Linked DNA regions of Homo sapiens: region 2 is linked to region 1. A link is a loop called in an ENCODE intact Hi-C map of the cell type or tissue named here. Cell type or tissue: psoas muscle. All regions are shown on one strand. Links, peaks and the distances in the headings refer to the core of each region. The heading gives the core; the rest is flanking DNA.

Evidence for each region. A loop is a pair of places that touch in the nucleus more often than their neighbours do. Peaks named below come from ENCODE experiments on the same cell type or tissue, not always from the same donor. Only the 100,000 strongest peaks of a DNase experiment are listed, where the experiment ranks them.
Region 2: a loop joins it to region 1, with 2.5 times the contacts of the local background. A loop is called at or near these places in 66 of 110 quality-filtered maps.

Annotation. Positions count from the first base shown.
Region 1 is chr17:45,259,293-45,262,196 of GRCh38, reverse strand. It overlaps SPATA32 (spermatogenesis associated 32), which reads left to right and starts at 103. Exons shown (of 5, transcript NM_152343.3): 1 at 103-193. The coding sequence starts at 181. All of the region lies in intron 2 of MAP3K14-AS1 (MAP3K14 antisense RNA 1), which reads right to left. RefSeq lists enhancers at 100-189, 1-271 and silencers at 220-269, 340-459. In psoas muscle, for the core only: no CTCF peak of the experiment used is centred there; DNase peaks (open chromatin) are centred at 306 and 1,636; H3K4me3 peaks cover 549 bases; H3K27ac peaks cover 2,152 bases.
Region 2 is chr17:45,310,352-45,313,255 of GRCh38, reverse strand. The region is part of intron 1 of MAP3K14 (mitogen-activated protein kinase kinase kinase 14); the gene reads left to right. Among named protein-coding and RNA genes, the nearest start is that of MAP3K14, 5.2 kb to the left of the region's middle. In psoas muscle, for the core only: a CTCF peak has its summit at 1,695 (motif pointing right); DNase peaks (open chromatin) are centred at 965 and 2,315; H3K4me3 peaks cover 2,500 bases; H3K27ac peaks cover 2,500 bases.

The sequences.
Region 1 (2,904 bases), core at 155-2,654:
AAATGCGGCTCCCTGCCTGTGGGGTCGCGGCGGGGACGTCACAGAGGCGGCGACATCACAGGCACCGGCGCCTCTAATATTTCCAGCGCCCACCAGTCCCTCAGCCAAAGAGCACACTGGAGGCGGAGAGGCAGCATCCACCAGCCCGCTCCCCGCCTCCAGGACAGAGCCTCGGTCTGCATGGGGGTGACAGGTGGGAGCGGCCGAGCGCCCGGGGGCGAGGGTTGGGGCAGGCGGGGAAAGCGAAAGTGAGAGGGGGAGGGGCGCGAAGGGGGCGGTCAGGAATCCGCCCAGGGCCCGTTCCCCTGCTCCCAAACCCCCGGCACCTGAAAGGCAGGTCGACCCGCCGCCAAAGCCCACCCGGTGCCCCTGACTACGGCTCCCAGCCTCAGCCCCTGCGCGGTGCACACCCATGTGCTCTCACGGACACGCATGCGCGCCTTGGAGTAGGGACTGCAGAGTCAGTGGTTCTTGAAGGGGTTCTGAGACCACAGAAGGAGCAATGGCCTTGTGCACAGGAAACGACTCATGAATTATCCTGAACTGCAGATCCAAAAAATCACATCCAGTTGTCCCTCCTTGATGCTTGAGGCTTTGCAGGGAGGAGCGGCAGTCTTCAGCACATTTTTACGGAGCGCTTCGTTGATGCCTTGTACTCTTCTCTGAACCAATGAGCAAAGATGTTTGCCCCCAGTGCCCTGTGTCTCCCCTTCCCATAGGGGCGTCAGATCCCCCACTGAAATGGTGGCTTTCTTTTGGGGATCCTCTCTCCCAGAAGGGCATGGGCCAGCATTAAAAACGGTCAAAAATTAGGTGGGCATGATGGCTCAACGCCTGCAATCCCAACACTTCGGGAGGCAGAGGTGGGAGGATCACATGAGGCCAGGAGTTCAAGATCAGCCTAGGCAACATAGCGAGACTTTGTCCTCTACAGGAAATGTTTAAAATTAGACAGGTGTGGCGGCATGAGCCTGTAGTCCCAGCTACTTGGGAGGCTGAGCTGGGAGGCTCACTGGAGCCCAGGAGTTGCAGTGAGCTATGATGCTGCCACTCCAGCCTGGGCCACAGAGCAAGACCCTGTCAAAAAAAAAAAAAAAAAAACCAGAGGTCGGGTGCAGTGGCTCACGCCTGTAAGGTAAAACGTAGATTAGACAGCCAGGTCTGTCATGGAGAGGATTACACTGATTATTTGAATTGGGCTTTCAGGCATGAGTAGGACTTTGCCAGAAGAAGGCTTTCCAGGTATAAGAAATAGCATTTGCAAAGGCACTGGGTGCAGAAAGGCCTGCGGTACTCTGGGGGTAGCTTCGGCTTAGGGTGAGGGACAGGAAGCTGGATGCCAAGAGATGAAAAATGAAGGTAGAGATCAGACCAAGAGGCCACATGGAGTCTGGGGGTAACCGGAGACAAGTGAGATGTAGCAGGCTCACTCTGAGGTCATTGAAAATCCAGGTTGGAGGGGGACATAGTTGCAGTGGTCCCACTGGAAGACTAAAGAGATTTAAGACAGTGCAGTGAGTAGCATCCCAGAGTTTGGAGCCAGCCAGACCTGCCTTTGGGTCGTGTGCTGCTCTTAATAGCTGCATGACCTCATACACGTTTCCTCATCTGTGAGAGGAGAGCCGTGGCCAACTGGGCATAGGGTAGGTATGAAGACTGAATGTGCAAAGCACTCAGCACCAAGTGCCAAAGGGTAGGAAGTCATGGGTGTGTGCTGGCTCTGGTACTGGGAGATGAGGACAGCATCAGGGGTAGGAGGGCAGTAGCTGCGGAGGGAGGAGGAGTCACAAATGACCCAGGTTTCTCATTTGGGTGAAAGGATGAAGGATGAATAGGGCGAGGAGAGTGGGGTATGGAGAGATGACAGACTAGAAAGGGAGACAGGGGTCAGACAGGCAGAACCGTGGCAGCCACACTTAAGAGTCTGGACATACAAGATATGAATTTGAGGTAAGAAATTAGGCCAGGCATGGTGGCTCACGCCTGTAATCCCAACACTCTGGGAGGCCAAGATGGGAAGATCGCTTGAGCTCAGGAGTTTGAGACCAGCCTGGGCAACATACTGAGACCTCATCTCCTTTTTTTTTTTTTTTTGAGACAGAGTCTTGCTCTGTCACCCAGGCTGGAGTGCAATGGCACCATCTCGGCTCACTGCAACGTCTGCCTCCCGGGCCGAAGCCATCCTCCCTATCAAAACCTAACAAAGACATTACAAGAAAAGAAAATTATACACCGATATCCCTCATGAATATGCATGTGAAAATTCTGAAAAAAAGCCAATCAGATTCAACAACATAGAAAAAGGGTAATATATCACAACCAAATGAGGTTTATCCCAGTAACGCAAGGCTGATTTAACATTTTAAAAAATAAATTTATAGCTGGGCATGGTAGCTCACACCTATAATCTAGCACTTTGGGAGGCCACGGCAGGTGGATAGCTTGAGCCCAGGAGTTCAAGACCAGCCTGGGCAATATAACAAGACCCATCTCTACAAAAAATACAAAAATTAGCTGGGGGTGGTGGTGAACACGTGTAGTCCCAGCTACTCCAGAGGTGAGGTGGAAGGATCACTTGAGACAGGGAGGTTGAGGTTGCTGAAATTGCGCCACTGAACTCCAGCCTGGGCAACAGAGTGAGACCCTGTCTCAAAAAAAACAATGTATTTTACCATAAACAGAATATAAAAATATAAAAGAATTATCACTCAAATAATATAACATTACTCATATGTTAATGTATTATAACGTATGTTATGTATAACATATATAATATCATATTAAAGAAAAACCATATGATCATCTCAATAAATGCAGAAAAAGCATTAGGCAAAATCCAGCATCCATTCCTAATTAAAACTAAGCAATCTAAGAGACGAAACTTCACAAAGATGCCCAAGCTAA
Region 2 (2,904 bases), core at 244-2,743, 51 kb before region 1:
CCAATTACTGCATTGTGACTAAACCTGTTTTCTGTAAGATGATGTCAAGAAGGGTCAGACTGCCTGACAGGCCAGAGTCATTTTCTCAGTAGGACCTTTAGGGGGACAGTCCTTCAGTCTAAAAGCTTCAGCTCTCGGGTTCTCCCTGTCTTACACTATATACTGCCCTCACCATACTCCAAATGAGGCTACAAAGGTCCAGGCTCTGCCCAGTTGACAATCCTAACTCTGAGCTGGAGACACAGCTAGGCCTGTCTAGGGGCTTCCTGTGTCCCACACGTGATCAAGTAGGTTCCTGCATTAATCCTGGAGGTGAGGAAAGGGAAAATACTGTATGGCATGTAGATCAGCAAGGACTTGTTCTTTGGGGGAACAGGAGGGAACATTTGGTTCTGTGGGATGAGGTTCCCACTACCACATGGCATCCCCAGCTCACCACCCTTTCCCCCTCGTAAAGATGTCTTTGTCAGCTTCTCTCTGAGACTCTGTCTGGGGGCCCACGATCTGCAGTCAAGGACTTGCAGATTCCCCTTTAAATCTCACAAGAAGCCTGGAATGGTGACGTGTGTTTCTTTAGTCCCAGCTACTTGAGAGGCTGAGGCGGGAGGATCACTTGAGCCCAGGAGGTCAAGTAGCTATGGGCAACATAGCGAGACCCCATCTCTTGAAAGAAAAACGTTTGTTTTAATCTCACAAGGGAAAAAAAAAGTTTCATGTTATATTTTAAAGTCTTTTTTCACCTTAATACAAAACAAAAATATAGGCTCTCACCAGGCTACTGTTCCCTTTAAATAACATTTTGTTTTCTCTTGGGGAAGCTGACTTGATGGCCGAAGAGTCATTTCTAAAGTGAAGCTAGTTTTTAGAAAAAATAGATCACCGGATGTCAAGCCTCATGTGGAGCTCGGTTCAGATGAAAATGAAACCAGCAGGCCTGGCGTGGCAGCTCTGCACTTGACTTCAGGCTGGAGGTGAGAGGCAGAGTGTGCCTGGACCTTGCTCCATAACTGGTTGGCCCCACAGAGTGCATTTGATAGGTGCCTTAGTCATTTTCCAAGCAGCTTTGCTTAGGTGAGCAGAGCACTTTCTCTGGAAGGTGAGTCACCCATGCAGGGGTGTAGGTGACAGGCGATTTATTCCCCAGCACAGTTGCAGAGAAAGTCCTGAGCAGACCTTCGTGAGGAGCCCTCTGCCACAAATCAGCCTCATCCCAGCCCCAGGGCTATGGAGGCAGGGGGCAGGAGGTAAACAGGAGGCTTCTGGGGCCAGTGGGCTGACAGCGGAGGGGGGATCGTGGACGGGGCACAGAGCCCAGATCAGCAGTGTCACTGACTCCTAAGTCCAGCCACCCTGAGGGTGGAAAATGGCCTGCTTCCAGTGACAGTCAGCAAAGAAGCAGGAGGGGAGCTTTGGCCCTGGGGAGCTGGGAAATCCCTTGGCAGAGAGCAGAGAGACAAGCCCTATTTTGGTGTGAAAAACCTTTTAGGAACGCTTTTCCACCTGCCTCCTTTTCAGCCACCTGAGTTGGAGTCTCTGCAGAGCTCCAGCGATTGTAAAGGCTAGATTAAACCCTGGATTTCAGAAAGCTTTAGGAATCCCAAGCCTGCCACCATCTCAGTTGTCTACACTTCTAGGACCAGGATTTGTACCAAGAAAGAAGCAGCAGGGGGTACTCCTGAGCCATCCCTCCCTCCCAGGTTCTGGTTACTACAGCTTCTCCTGACGCTCTTTCTGCTAAAGCCACTATCAGGTGTCCATTAACGCAGAGATTTTCTTCAGACACTGTTCTGGACTAGTGCAGTTGGTGTTGAACTTGACCGATTATGGTCAGGGACATCTATAAGCAATGTCCAGGACCAACTACAAGGAGGGCTTGACTTTAATGAAGCTGCAGCTCTTGCAAATAATCTCGTTCCCTGTCTCTGGCAGACTACCAACCCAGCCCCTGTACCCATACCCCATCAGTCTGGACCAACCAGTAGTCACCTCCTGCTGGCATGGCTAAATAACCTTAACCTCACTGTCCAGAAAGAGCTGTTAGGATTATAGCCTGGACATGATCATTCACATTTTTTGCAGTGAGAAAATGCAGAAGAGAAAATGGTGGCCCAAGAAAGCCAAGTGGGTTGCCCAAGGCCACACAGCTAGTTAATGGCAGAGCCTGAACTATAAAACCCAGACTCTTCACTGTACTCTGCTGCCAGGGAACGAAGGAACTAATCCTGAAGCAGGATTTTTTTTTTTAAACTAGCTTCTCCTTTTATTCCCCTACCACAACCCTATCACTCTCAGCCTTTCTGCAAGCTCTGCCAGGCCTGGGAAGGGTGGAGCCACAGCAGCTGCTGCCCTGGGTCTAAGAAAAAGTAAACAGAAAGCTATTTGTTGGACGCTGTCTTATACCATGAGGTTCATGTAATCAAAAGGAGGTCAAGGTTGATAAGAAAATACAATTACCAGGAAGTCTCAAAGGTTGCCCACACCTTTAGGGCACTTTCCTACCTAGCCAAGCAGTATCTCACCTAGAGTGGGTATTTAGTAACTTTCAATGATTGATTACAGGGGTCCAAACCCACAGTGCACGAAGCTCTTCTGCATCTTTCTTCTGTGCAGGAGGTGCATGCATACTCTGGGTGTTATCCTAGCTGATCTGCCTGGCTCCTCTCAGTGAGAGGCTCTTCCTTGTGGGTGAAGCATGATGTCATGATGTCATATCTGGATGGTGGCCCCTGTAAGTGCAAAGAATTATTGTAGCCAAAATCTACCACCCACCTTCTACTGACATTAAAGTTTCCTTTTACTGGGCCAGAATTAAAAGGTAGGTGTTTCTGGTCCATACTAGGGATAGCCAGGAGGGTTGGGAGGAAAAGGAGGCTTAGCCAGCCTCCAATGAGGATGTGGTTGCCA